Regions from separate parts of the Homo sapiens genome. Here region 1 is linked to region 2. A link is a loop called in an ENCODE intact Hi-C map of the cell type or tissue named here. Cell type or tissue: heart right ventricle. All regions are shown on one strand. Each heading gives the region's core, and the rest is flanking DNA. Links, peaks and the distances in the headings are about the cores only.

The links. A loop is a pair of places that touch in the nucleus more often than their neighbours do. Peaks named below come from ENCODE experiments on the same cell type or tissue, not always from the same donor. Only the 100,000 strongest peaks of a DNase experiment are listed, where the experiment ranks them.
Region 1: a loop joins it to region 2, with 2.1 times the contacts of the local background. A loop is called at or near these places in 35 of 110 quality-filtered maps.

The regions. Positions count from the first base shown.
Region 1 is chr14:103,701,859-103,708,800 of GRCh38, reverse strand. XRCC3 (X-ray repair cross complementing 3) reads left to right here. Exons shown (of 10, transcript NM_005432.4): 5 at 142-279; 6 at 1,586-1,798; 7 at 5,474-5,628. Among named protein-coding and RNA genes, the nearest start is that of XRCC3, 10 kb to the left of the region's middle. RefSeq lists enhancers at 1,766-2,327, 2,328-2,887, 6,909-6,942. In heart right ventricle, for the core only: no CTCF peak of the experiment used is centred there; a DNase peak (open chromatin) is centred at 3,394; H3K4me3 peaks cover 751 bases; H3K27ac peaks cover 2,418 bases.
Region 2 is chr14:103,568,927-103,575,868 of GRCh38, reverse strand. It overlaps COA8 (cytochrome c oxidase assembly factor 8), which reads right to left. Exons shown (of 5, transcript NM_001370595.2): 2 at 4,049-4,246; 3 at 1,699-1,762. Among named protein-coding and RNA genes, the nearest start is that of COA8, 9.4 kb to the right of the region's middle. In heart right ventricle, for the core only: a CTCF peak has its summit at 3,680 (motif pointing left); a DNase peak (open chromatin) is centred at 3,673; H3K27ac peaks cover 1,554 bases.

The DNA of each region.
Region 1 (6,942 bases), core at 944-5,943, 130 kb before region 2:
GATCCGGTCCCTACCCACCTTGTCCCCAGAATCGGAAGCACGGTGCTCTCACAGTGCTCTTAACAAAGCACCTTTTGTCACTGTGTTGCCCTGCGTTGTGACAGTCTGACATTTTCCTGTAATTTATCTGTGTTATTTCAGCCAAACTGAAATCGGTAAAGGAGGTTTTACACTTTTCTGGACCAGACTTGAAGAGACTGACCAACCTCTCCAGCCCCGAGGTCTGGCACTTGCTGAGAACGGCCTCCTTACACTTGCGGGGAAGCAGCATCCTTACAGGTAGGTGGGCCCTGGCATCTCTGCCAGGGGTGACATGTGGCTCCAGCATCATGGTCCCAGTGGTGCAGGGCAGGGGCTGTGCAGACTTCACCCAGGGACCAGCCTCAGGGCGTGTGGCAGCTGCTCCAGCCCCAGAGTTCCCATCTTGCTTGTCCTACACCCATGGGGCTGTGGTCACAGCATCGGGTCAGAAGATGCGTGAGGTGGACACGGGCTGTGGGACCTCCTGGGGACCTTGCTCCATGGACCAGAGGAGGGGGTGCAGGAAGCAGGGGTGGATTTGGCAGTCAGCACCCAGAGCCCTTCAGGCTCTGGCAGGGTGGGAACGGTGTGAGATGGGGCCCTGGCCACGGTCCCACCACCACGTGTGGGAAACCAGGTCTCAGCAGGGGAAGGAGGTACCCAGGGAACCCCATGCGCCTGGACGGACAAGGTTTCCATCCCTGCATCTCAGCAGGCCCTAGTAGGCAGCGGGGTCCTGGCATGAGCAGGGCCCTCTCTCCCCTGCAGGTGGCTCAGTGGCCCAGGCCCCGAGGAACGTGCTGAACTTGGGGCTGCCGTGGTGGGCAGGTGCCACGGCCACACACACGGTGCTGTGGGCAGGGCTCTGGGCAGGCCTCACAGTCAGGGTGGCCTGCTCCACCTGGACGGGGTGCCCAAGGCAGTGTGCAGACTCCAAGGGAGGGGCTGCTCCTCCCGGCCCAGGCCCCAGGCCAAGAGCGCAGCCTGCACCGCATGTCCCACCTTGAGCCTTGCCCTGAGGGGCTTCGGTGTCGTGGAGGAGGCTGTGTCAAATGGCTCATCCAAGGCCCTTTAGCCAAGAGGCTGAGACCAGCATTGCTCCAGAATGGTATCTGTCACAGAGAACTGACGGCATGTGGTGTGCATGTGTGCGCGCCTGCGGGAGCCCATTAAAGCCGCTTGAGAACTGTTCAGCACCCCAGGGCATCCCAGCTGGACAGAGCTGTGCCTTTTTCTTCACATGGAGGCTGTTAGGGAGCGCCTCGGGGCTCTCTGGAAGCTTTGGCTGAAGGCGTCTGGTGCTGCAATTGCCCCATAGGGGGATCCCTGCGGGCATGTGATGGTGGCCCTGGGGCTCCCCCTGACTCTGCATCTCAGGTGCACCCGCCCTTCCCGGCTGGGCCCCCCTCCCTGCCCTCAGCACCTTGCTCACCCCCATGACCGCAGGCACCTGTGCTCCAGCCACACTGCACCTGGCACAGGCAGGCTGACCATGCCTCCCGCAGTCCCCAGCCCTGCCCGCAGGCCCAGGAGAGTCAGGCCTGACACTATCCCTGCCCTTTAGCACTGCAGCTGCACCAGCAGAAGGAGCGGTTCCCCACGCAGCACCAGCGCCTGAGCCTGGGCTGCCCGGTGCTGGACGCGCTGCTCCGCGGTGGCCTGCCCCTGGACGGCATCACTGAGCTGGCCGGACGCAGCTCGGCAGGGAAGACCCAGCTGGCGCTGCAGCTCTGCCTGGCTGTGCAGTTCCCGCGGCAGCACGGAGGCCTGGAGGCTGGTGAGTGGCCACCCCTTCCGTGGGGTCTGGGCAGGTGGGCGGCCCCTGCTTTGTGTGGGACAGCTTTCCGTTGAGGTGGGGCAGTGGCCGCCTCTTGCGCTGTTCCTACCATTGCGTCTCCCTCCTTCTCACCCTGATTGCCCTCGCTCCTTCCAGAACAGGGAGGGGGAAGTGAGGCTGGGCTCAGCTGACAGCAGGAGGGGTGGGAGGGTACGAACCCCACCACCAGGCAGCCGGCCCTCAGCAGAGCTAGGCCCCCAGGGGTCGCTGGCTGAGCACAGCGATGCCGGCCCACGTTCCGCACAGCTGCCAAGCCCAGAGTCCACAGAGCCAGCAACGCAGGGAGGGCAGCACAGCCTTTCCCCGGGTGCCCCGCCGCCAGGCCAGGTATGCTCCTGGCGCGGCCCCGTGAGCCTGTACGCTCTGTCTGTGAAACGAGGGTTCCCTGCATTGGACTAAAGCGTTCAGAGCATGCCTGCCTGGGTCTCTCAGGTGTTAAAAGTTCACGTAGTTTTAAACTGTGAGCTGTGAGGAGGAGAGATGTTTCTCAGTAGCTCCTTAACTTTTAAACTAATTCCCTGGTGTCAACATGCGATTCCCACGTTGTCTTAAACTCCACGTGAACAGAGTGGCAGTATTTTTTCATCGGTGGCACCTCCGAGCACATCTGCTAGGCTCACTTCCCACACAGGGCCGGACCCCAGGCCCTGGACCCACAGGCCCAGCCAGCCACCTCCTCACGGGCCTGACCTGCCAGCAGCGGTGTGGCTGGGAACCTCACCTCTGCCACCCTCAGGTCAGCGTCATCCCCAGGACCCAGGGTGTGCTGTGCCTGCCTGAGCTTCAGTGCTGGGTGGAGGGTGAGGGGTCTCCTGAGCCTCCGTGTCGGGTGGAGGGTGAGGGGTCTCCTGAGAGCCCAGCTGGGGTCTGCTCACGCCACAGGCATTTTTGTCCCTGCAGCCCAGGGGAGGGCACCCTCTTGTCAGGTGCCTGAGTCCCTGCGGCTGGTCTTGGGGATGAGCCTGGAGACAGCCAGAAGCCGGGAGGACAGGAGTTGGCCTTGAAAATGGGAGTCTCCCGCTTACCGCACGGAAGAGCTGCTGTGAGGTGGAGGCGGGACTCGAGCGTGCTCAGGAACGGGACGGGAGCCGCCCTCATTCTCCAGCGTCCTCCGTGCCAGGCTTCGTGCAAATCTGATTTGTGCAATGACTCCCCCTCAGCTTCCACCCCGTTGGCCTTTTCAGTGAAGCCCACACTCCCCGATACCCAGGGACACAGAAGCCTTAGGACACCCTCCCTGAATCCCCCAGCTGTGCCCAGCCCAGTGACTGCTGCGGGATGACAGCACAGTCCAGCCTTGCGGGCCAGGGGAAGGGAGGGGGCCCCACGGCCACCGTGACCACATGCAAGGTTAGGGGTCAGATGTGCTTTCCTGGGGAAATGACTTCCTTTCCTGGATCCAATCTAAAGGCCCGAATTTTGAAAAGAAAGCGGCAGGCGGGCTCTGAAGTGATTCCGACTCCCGTGCTTAAGCCGCGTGAGGCTCTCCCAGGCCTGCTGGGGCCCCGCCCACCGCTGGGCTGTCCACAGCCACCCTCCTGCCAGCTTCACGATGTCCCCATGACTGTGCAGCCCCTACATAACGTCACCCCAACAAAAACACGCTGCTTGACCGGTTCCACCTGCTTCCGAGCCTTCCAGCCCAGCCTCTCTCCAGCCAACAGGACGGAGGAAGCCCAGGGCCCCGACCTTCCTGTGGCTCCTGACTAGGGGCACAGTCACTGCTGGGGACACTGGTGGGGAAGGGAACCAGCCACAAAAGGGATGTGGCCTCCCAAGGCAGTATTTATACGTTCCTGGCCTCAAGCGGGCCAGATGCTTCTCAGAAGCTTAGTTCTGACACAGAATGGGGCGGGGGGTTCCTGACCCATTTTTGCAACTCTTCTTTACGTTTGAAATTCTGTCAAAGCAAAATCAGCTCAGAATTAAAGGTTACGCGGACACTCACAAACAGGCTGCATGACACGGCGTGGGGGCACTGGCTCTCCCACAACTGCATGTGCCACTGCAGGAACAGGACGACGCCCCGTGGGCCACGGGGTCCTGGCTGGGCAGCCTTCCTGGCATAGTCAGTGCTTAGAGAGCTCGCCGGCCTTGTCTTTTTGTTTTTGTTTTGCAGGAAACTGGAGTTTTATTATTACTCAAATCAGTCCCCCTAAGCCTTCCTGTTTTTTAAATTGAGATGTAATTTACATGCCATAAAATTCCCTCTAAAAGTGTACAGTTCGGCCTGATAGGCGCAGTACCTCATGCCTGTAATCCCAGCACTTTGGGAGGCCGAGGCTGAGGCAGGCGGATCATGAAGTCAGGAGTTCGAGAGCAGCCTGACCAACATGGTGAAACCCAGTCTCTACTAAAAATACAAAAATTAGCTGGGCGTGGTAGCGCACGCCTTGTAATCCCAGCTACTCAGAAGGCTGAGGCAGGAGAATCACTTGAACCCGGGAGGCAGAGGTTGCAGTGAGCCGAGATCGCACCACTGCACTCCAGCCTGGGCGACAGAGTGAGTCTCTTGTCTCTCAAAAATTAAAATAAAATAAATAAATTCAGTGGCTTTTAATAGAAGCACAAAGTTCTGTGCCCGTCACCACTATCCAATTCCAGAACAGTTCCCTCACCCCAAAAGGAAACCCTACCCATGAGCAGTCAGCCCCCACCCCCAGCAGCCTGCCTCCCCTTTCCCTACCTGTGACTCTTCCTGTCCTGGGAGCTCCATGCAAGTGCAGCCGGACAGCACGTGGTCTCGTGACAGGCTTCCTGCATTGGCATTGTGTTTTCGAGGTTCATCCGTGCTGGAGCAGGTGTCAGAACTGCCTTCCCTTTTAAGATTCGATCATCCCACTGTAAGGATGGGCCGCACTTCATTCGTCCACTCCTCAGTTGATGGCCTTTGGGCCGTCTCCCCCCGGGCTGTCATGAAACGTGCTACGGTGGACGTTCTTTCTCTTGGGTATCTACCTAGGAGTGGGGCTGCTGAGTCATGTGATTTGTTTAACTTTTTAAGGAAGTACCGATTGTTTTCCGAGCTGCACCATTTTACATTCCTAGCGGCAGTGCACAGGGGTCAGGGGTCTGCCTCCTACACATCCTCACCAACACGTGTCTTTTCAAGCTGGCTTTTTGAATTTCACCATGGAGCCCAGATTGCAGGAGCTTTGAAGAGAGGAAACGCTTGCTCAGTGGGGGCCTTGAGGGTGGCCATGTGTCGGGGCTCAGGGGCCATTTCCAGAAGGCGTTGCCCTGATGCTGCCACTTGCTCCCTGCCCTGCAGTGGGGAACGGAGGTTCACAGGGGGAAGGAGGGGCAGGGTGGAGCAGGAGAGGCCTCCCATCTGTGGCCATTCCAGCCCAGGGCCCAGGACAGGGGAAGTCCTTGCCTGGGTGTCAGAAGTGGAGACCCAGCCCATATTCCTCCTGAGGGGTCACCTGGCCCCGGAGGTGGCTGCCAGTGGGAGGGTGAGAAAAAGCACCAGCCTCCTCCCTCCCCAGGCGAGGGGCAAAGAACCTGTGAGGGGCAGAGAGTTAGAAATGGCGGGAGACATCTGCACTTGATTTGTGTGGCAGTCACAGGCCCGTCTGGAGTCCCCTGGGCACATCAGGCACTCTTGCTTCCCAGGAGCCGTCTACATCTGCACGGAAGACGCCTTCCCGCACAAGCGCCTGCAGCAGCTCATGGCCCAGCAGCCGCGGCTGCGCACTGACGTTCCAGGAGAGCTGCTTCAGAAGCTCCGATTTGGCAGCCAGATCTTCATCGAGCACGTGGCCGATGTGGTGAGTGTGGGAGAAGCCCCATGACACCCCCAAGGCAAGCTATTCAGGACCATTGGGGCAGGTGTAGCCACCACGGCAATGGGGTCTCACAGCAGGGCAGGGAGAGTTGGGGCTCAGCTCTGAACACAGCATGGGTCATGGGGGTTTACGCCCGAGGAGCAGGTGGGGTCAGAGGATGGAGAGTGACTGAGAGGAACTGGCAGGGGAGGGAATTCTGGCTAAAGCATCCTGCCAGGACCCTTGCTGAAGGTGTGCCTTGGGGATCAGACGGCCTCTGGGGACTGTGGAGGATGGACCAGTCAGCTACTGAGGGCGACTGGATACGGAGAGCAGGGGTCCTGCTACAATCTCAGCAGGGATTGCCAAAACTGGATTTCATGAGGACGTGCACAGATGGGCCTAGGAGGAGGCTCAGGAGCCTGACGGCAGTTTGGCCAAACAGAATCCTGGCCAGGAGTGGCTGTGGGCCAGGCAGGCAGGGCGGCAGGCTGCGACACCCAGTTACATCTGAATCTCAGGCAGCTTTGAAGCGTGTTCTAGAATGAGGATGCCCATATTCAGATCAACTTTCTTCATGATCTGAAACTCAGATGTAACTGGGCGCCTGTACACCATCTGTCAACCTTGCCCATGAAGACGGAGTGGGGAAGAGAAGCCCCAGGCGGGTGGCAAGGACCTCCTCTGGGCTGTGGGCCCCTGACCAGCTGCCCCAGGAGACCACCGCCCTGAGAAGGATGCGACCTGCTCTCCAGGCTGCTGCCCTGGTGAGATAGCTGTGTTGGTTTCCCCTTGCCCCTGAGGGGAAGACGGCCCTCACTAGGGGCACAGGGGCTCCACCTGGCCAAGGCCTGCTGGGCACCCAGCTCAGACAGGTGACCTCAGATCCTTGACCACTGCCTGGCTGCTGGCTTCCCTGCAGACACTGGCTGGGCTTGGAGGAGGGACCTATGGCAGGGCCTTGCAGAGAGCAGGGGCCACTCACCGGGGGCCAGTGGAGTCCGTCCTGTAGCCAAGAAGCAGGCAAGAGAGGCTGGGACCCATCCCTGCAGCTGGGGCAGCAGTGCTGTGAGCTGTCAGTGCTTAGTTTATAGACATCATCCTGGGAGGGAGAAGTGATGAAGTAGAAAAGACGCAGAAGAAAAGATGGGACGTTTGGGAGTAAACCCCTGACCAAAGGCAAGTAAGGAAATTCCACCCTGTGCAGGGGGAGCGGCTGCCATGTCCAGCCCACCCTAGACATGGCTGTGGCCTGGCAGAGCAGCTCCTGGGTGGGCCTTCCCCCACTTCTCTTTTTTTTTTTTAAGACAGTCTCGC
Region 2 (6,942 bases), core at 1,344-6,343:
TAGGCAGGTGTGGTGCTGGCGTGCACCTGCAGTCCTAGCTACTTGGGAGGCTGAAGTGGGAGGATCACTTGAGCCCAGGAGGTCAAGGCTGCAGTAAGCCTAGATGGTGCCACTGCATTCCAGCCTGGGAGACAGAGTGAGACCCTGACTCAAGAAACAAAAAAAGAAATTAATAATAATTAACATTTTGACCCACTGGAATACATTTGTATTGCAGAGAGAACGAATCTAAATTTGTTCTTTTGGGCCAAAGCTTTCTCCAATATCACGTATTCAACAAAGCTCCCCTTCTCTTGGCTCTTGGGGACCTACATCCTCACGCATTGGTGCAACCGTGTACAAGACATGTGCTCTGGCCCAAGGTGACACGCCTGCTGCCCCACTCCCACTGCAGGCACCGTGGCCTGCTCACTTTCAACAGCTGCCAGAGCAGGCAGCTCCCTGTATGTTTCCCTTCCTTAACACATCCTGTCCTATTACCAAATTCAGTTTCAAACCTAATTTAAGGCCAGCCTTTCAATACTCAGCAAAGCCATCAATAGGATTCTGGGACCTTAGTAAGAATCAAAACAACTTCTCCCATCTGTTAGGAGAGTGGCTGTCTCCAAAGCCCTTCCAAGCTATGAGCCGACCTAGTCCTACCTGATATGATGACAGACCTATGGACACGGCACATGTGGTGTGCACACAAGCACACACACATGTACACACGTGCACGTACGCACACACATGCGTACACACGCACGCATACACGGCCAGGTCAGCATGGAATGCGCTGACAGCCATGGGGCGCGGCGAGGCCCAGTAAGGCTTTGCAATCCGACTCCCGACGTGAGAATCCAGGCCACGCCACATTCTCACTGTGCAATTCTGGTGAAGCCTCAGGTTGCTCATCTATAAAATGGTAAAGATAACAGTATCTACTTCATTGGGTCACTGTGGGAAATGCAACAGGTGATATATGCACAGGACTTGCACAGTGTCCAGCACAGGACCCAAAACTGTGAGTGCTCATTCTCATGCTTACTGCTGGATGCAGCATCTGCTCCAGCTCTGCCCCACAAGACCCCACCTCTCCAGGGCCCGCAAGACCCCACCTCTCCAGCAGCCAGCAAATAGCAACAGAGGTCCTGGCATGGGGGTGACTCAAGCTCCTGGCCCTTTATTCCAAATGAATCAGGTGAGGCAAAGGATTAGTAGGAATGGCACTTTAGCCCAATGACAGACTTGGCTTTTGGGGTCGATGATTTTGGATTTTCTATCAGAACAACTTTTTGGCAGCAGACATCTGTTTAACGAACAGCATGAGATGTTATTCAGGCCTAACACTGACACCAGGAGAAAATAAGGAGAGGCTATTTTGAGCACTGAACTGAGATCAGGAATCAGAAGAAAAGCTGCTTTGGAGGGAGAAGCTGCAAAGGCTGAGACCTCAGTACGAAAGTCAAAGGTCAGAGGTTGGTCATCCATCATAACCACCTAAAATCCGGAGAGAAAGGAGGGAGCTGAGATTGGAGAGCCATGCCTGGGAACTGGGTGTGCAAGAGAACTTGGACAGGGGTGTGCCGAGCACTGCCCCAAAGCAGGCCAAGGACCGCCCTGAACTTCCCCACCTCTCTCACCGCCCTTCCTTTCCCTTTTCATGGACTAGCTCAAACGCAAAGAAAGCAAAAAAAACAATCAAACAAACACACTAACCTGATTCAGTTCTCAGGCCCAGGCCTTTAGTTTTTAGTCTTGAGTGAATAAATTCTTCTTTTTCCTTAAAAAAAAAAAAAAAAAAAAAAAAAGGCTCTCAGAACTCCTTTCTCTGTCTTTCCATTTTTCTTTGGCTAGAGCACAGCTCACGGTGTACTGGAGAAGTTTAGATGTGGATTTTCTGAGAAGCTAGTGACCCATCTCAAAGCTCGTTTAAAACCCTCTGAATGTGGTTAAAAGTTTTGTGCTTGAAACAGGATTTGAGAAGATGTTCAATAAACTTTGGGAGACGCTGTTTGTTTATAAATCCACAGAATAGGTCAGGCACAGTGGCTCACACCCATAATGCCAGCACTTTGGGAGGACGAGGTGGGTGGATCACCTGAGGTCAGGAGTTCCAGACCAGCCTGGCCAACATGGAGAAACCCCGTCTCTACTAAAAATACAAAAATTAGCCCAATGTGATGGTGGGCACCTGTAATCCCACCTACTTAGGAGGCTGAGGCGGGAGAACTGCTTGAACCCAGGAGGCGGAGGTTGCAGTGAGCCGAGATCACGCCACTGCACTCCAGCCTGGACAACAGAGTGAGACTCTGTCTCAAAACAAAAACAACAACAACAAAAAAAACCCTCCACAGAATATGATAAATATACCCCACCAGACATAGCCCACTCAAATGGAAAGTCAAAGTTTAAATGTTGCCGGGCACGATGGCTCATGCCTGTAATCCCAGCACTTTGGGAGGCCAAGGCAGGCGAATCACCTGAAGGTCAGGGGTTCAAGACCAGCCTGGCCAATGTGGTGAAACCCCATCTCTTCTAAACATACAAAAATTAGCCGGGTGTGGTGGCGGGCGCCTGTAATCCCAGCTACTTGGGAGGCTGAGGCAGGAGAATCGCTTGAACCAGGGAGGTGGAGGTTGCAGTGAGCTGAGATCATGTCACTGCACTCCAGCCTGGGCAACAGGAGTGAAACTCCATCTCAGAAGAAAAAAAAAAAAGTTAAATGTTTTTCTTCTGGTTTAGACTATTTATACTTCTTTCTTACACAGTTTATTTATAAGTATCCTGTTAAGAATTTTGAATTCTCTGCTGGGCATGGTGGCTTATGCTTGTAATCCCAACACTTTGGGAGGCCGAGGTGGGCGGATCACGAGGTCAGGAGATCAAGACCATCCTGGCCAACAGAGTGAAATCCCATCTCCACTAAAAGTACAAAAATTAGCTGGGCACGGAGGTGTGTGCCTGTAATCCCAGCTACTCGGGAGGGTGAGGCAAGAGAATCACCTGAACCTGGGAGGTGGAGGGTGCAGTAAGCTGAGATCGCACCACTGCACTCCAGCTTGGTGACAGAGCGAGACTCCGTCTCAAAAAAGAAAAAAATTTTTTTTTTTTTGAATTCTCAGGAAGAATGACAACACATCACAAAAACGGGTTTCTTTTTGAGGGTCTCACTCCTGTCACCCAGACTGGAGTGCAATGGCGCGCTCTCGGCTCATTGCAACCTCCGCCTCCTGGGTTCAAGCAATTCTTGTGCCTCAGCCTCCCAAGTCATGGGGATCACAGGCATATGCCACCACACCTGGCTCATTTTTATATTTTTAGTAGAGATAAGGTTTCGCTACGTTGGCCAGGCTGCTCTCAAACTCCTGGCTTCAAGTGATCCACCCCTCTCAGCCTCCCAAAGTGCTGGGATTGCAGAGCCATCATGCCCCACCTAAAAAAACCGGTATTCTCATAAAGATAAACACACACACCTATGTGTGTAAAACATGTACTTCTAGTTCTGGCTCTGCTGCTCACACATTGCATCCTTCAAAGTCTCAAGATCTGTGGTTCTACGAATGACCATTTCTTATATACAGTTACATATTAGTTTTTAAAACTATATGCATATATGTACATACAGTGCGGGGGATGGACTGAGACCCAGTACTACCACGTAACAAATAGCAAAGCAATATACTAAACACCTAGCACCCTCAAGTGGCCAACTGTGTTATTTCTCATTCTGATCTAAAACTTTTTTTTCTTTTTTTTTTTTTGAGACGAGTCTGGCTCTGTCACCCAGGCTGGAGTGCAGTGGCGCAATCTCCGCTCACTGCAAGCTCTGCCTCCCGGGTTCACGCCATTCTCCTGCCTCAGCCTCCCGAGTAGCTGGAACTACAGGCGCCCGCCACCACGCCGGGCTAATTTTTTGTATTTTTAGTAGAGACAGGGTTTCACCGTGTTAGCCAGGATGGTCTCGATCTCCTGACCTCGTGATCTGCCCACCTCGGCATCCCGAAGTGCTGGGATTACAGGCGTGAGCCACCGCACCCTTCCGTTCTGATCTAAAACTTAAACTTACCTTACTAAAAGTCAAATTCTGGTTTGCCCAGAACTGTTGATTCCATTCTTGTGTTTCTTGTCTTAATTTTCTAAGCTTTTGTTCCAATGGAGATTCATTTTCAGGTATGTAAAAGTGAACAGGTCGAAGGTTTGAATATTTATCTGGGGGTCCTATCCAATCATGGCAAGACTTTCTTGGAGGGCAGAATCTTGAGACCTTTAACAAAGTAAATTGGATTAACATATGACAAAATGAATCTCTAGTATTATAAAATGTACAATCTGGATTTATTTATTTACTTAGAGACGGAGTCTCGCTCTGTTGCCAGACTGGAGTGTAGTGGCGTGATCTCAGCCAAAGTGCTGGGATTACAAGTAGGAGCCACCACACAGGGCCTAGTTTCTGGTTTAAATAATAACAGCCCTTTCCCGAAACTCAACCACCTTTGCTAAGCTTTCTTTTTTTTTTTTGAGACAGAGTCTCACTCTGTCGCTCAGGCTGGAGGGCAGTGGCGAGATCTCGGCTCACTGCAAGCTCCGCCTCCCAGGTTCACGCCATTCTCCTGCCTCAGCCTCCCAAGTAGCTGGGACTACAGGCGCCCATCACCACGCCCGGCTAATTTTTTTGTATTTTTTAGTGGAGATGGGGTTTCACCCTGTTAGCCAGGATGGAGCTAAGCTTTCTTAAGCTAATGAGAGACCCTACCAGGCTAGGAGGAGGTGAGGAGTCTGAATTCTGGTAAGGTGCCAGCCATCATTCCAGAGGTCACAAGATCTGCAACTTCTCCAATTACTCCTGCATCTCTATTGCAGAACCTAAGATTGGCTTTTTGAGATATCTTTTCAGGTTTTTTGCAAGTCCAACGTGATGGCTCCTCCTGGACCCGCCCAGAAGCCACTCGGCATGCAGGAGGATGAGTCCCACACCCCTGTGATTGCACCCAGACCAATCGGCAGCAAGCACCCATTGCCTAGCCACCTCCACCCCTTCCTCCAAACTATTTTTGAAAAAATCTAGCCCCCAGATGCGAGGAGAGACTGATTTGAGTAATAACTCTTCCATGTAGCATGGCTGGCCTCACATCAATTAAACTCTTTCTTTTTTTTGAGATGGAGTCTCGCTCTATCGCCCAGGCTAGAGTGCAGTGGTGTGATCTTGGCTCACTGCAACCTCCGCCTCCCGGGTTCAAGCGATTCTCCTGCCTCAGCCTCCTGAGTAGCTGGGATTATAGGCATATGCCACCACGCCCGGCTAATTTTTGCATTTTTAGTAGAGATGGGGTTTCACCATGTTGACCAGGCTGATCTTGAACTCCTGACCTCAGGTGATCTGCCTGCCTCAGCCTCCCAAAGTGCTGGGATTACAGGCGTGAGCCACCGTGCCTGGCCCTAAACTCTTTCTTTACTGCAATGCCATGGTCTCCATGAACTGGTTTTGTTTGTGCAATGGGCAAGAAGAACTGTCAGGGAGTTATAGTGGGGGGACCCTGCTATTCAAGACCTGAAACTATACTGCTCATCGTCAGGGTTAAAATACACTGATTTGATGCTGGATCAATTTAGGAATCCTTTTTAGAAAGTAAAGGCAGGATTGCAATACAGACCTTCAACATTTTACCCATCAGTCTAAAAACTATATACAATCACCAAATATCCCATTAAAAAAATAAAACCTACATTTCTAGCCAGGTGCGGTGGCTCACGCCTGTAATCCCAGCACTTTGGGAGGCTGAGGTGGGTGGATCACCTAAGGTCGGGAGTTCGAGACCAGCCTGACCAACATGGTGAAACCCCATCTCTACTAAAAATACAAAAATTAGCCATGCGTGGTGGCCGGCACCTGTAGTCCCAGCTATATGAGAGGCTGAGCCAGGAGAATTGCTTGAACCTGGGAGGCAGAGGTTGCAGTGAGCCGAGATCGCACCACTGCATTCCAGCCTGGGCGACAGAGCGAGACTCCGTCTCAAAAAAAAACAAACAAACAAAAAACCAAAACCTAGATTTCTACAAATGTTGACTTTTATTATTTTTTTCCTTATCATACATTAAAGGACTCAGAAAATGTTCATGGGCTTCTCCCCCAAGTCTTTGCATCTGTGATATTTAGCTGTTGGTAGAAACTAAGGTGAGTCCCACCAAAGGGACGGCACCACGGTCCACCCCCCTAGACTGTGGCCCAGGACGGCGACTCCTTCCCTCCTCCGAGCTGACCCGGGTGTCTGCAGCTCAGTGGGTTTCGCGCTAACCGTGCATGACCACTGTCCAGGGCTGCACCCGCTCTTTTCTGCTCACAGGCTCCCCATCAGGAAATGTTAAAGGAGCCACCTAATAATTAGCTGCTTTTTCTAGCTGCCCACATATCACAAAGCAAGCTCAGAGAGGTGTCAAGTGTGTTCGGCTACTTTTCCATATTTATCTACCAGTTATCACTCACATAAACTGCTTTACGGATAAAGCTGGTGTACCGATATTTTCAAATCATTGTTTGCCATTATAATGTGAGAGATGTTATCTTCCTTTGTTCTTCCCTATAACCACATGTTTCTGCCTTTATTCACGGAGGAGCTACTATTTAAAAGCGAGGACAAGCAGCTTGGGGGAGGAAAATGTCCTTTGGTAAGAGGAAGAGCCCTTTGTAGTGCGAATAATTACCATAATTGCTAGTTTCCACAGTACAAGCCTATGATTCATGGTGTCCCATTGGCTATGCTGGGGACAGAAGGCTCTTCCATCCGGCCCTCATGTCTGCGGGGAGGGCACGCTAGACCCTCACAGTCTCCTGAGAAGCAGCCTCAGTTCTGCCCTTGTCACAGAGAGGCACATGTGCATTCCTACTGGTCAGGCCGAATCTGCATCTTTGGGTCTGGGAGGGGAGTTAACCTTCCGGTTCTTGTGAAAATCTTTTTTCAGCCG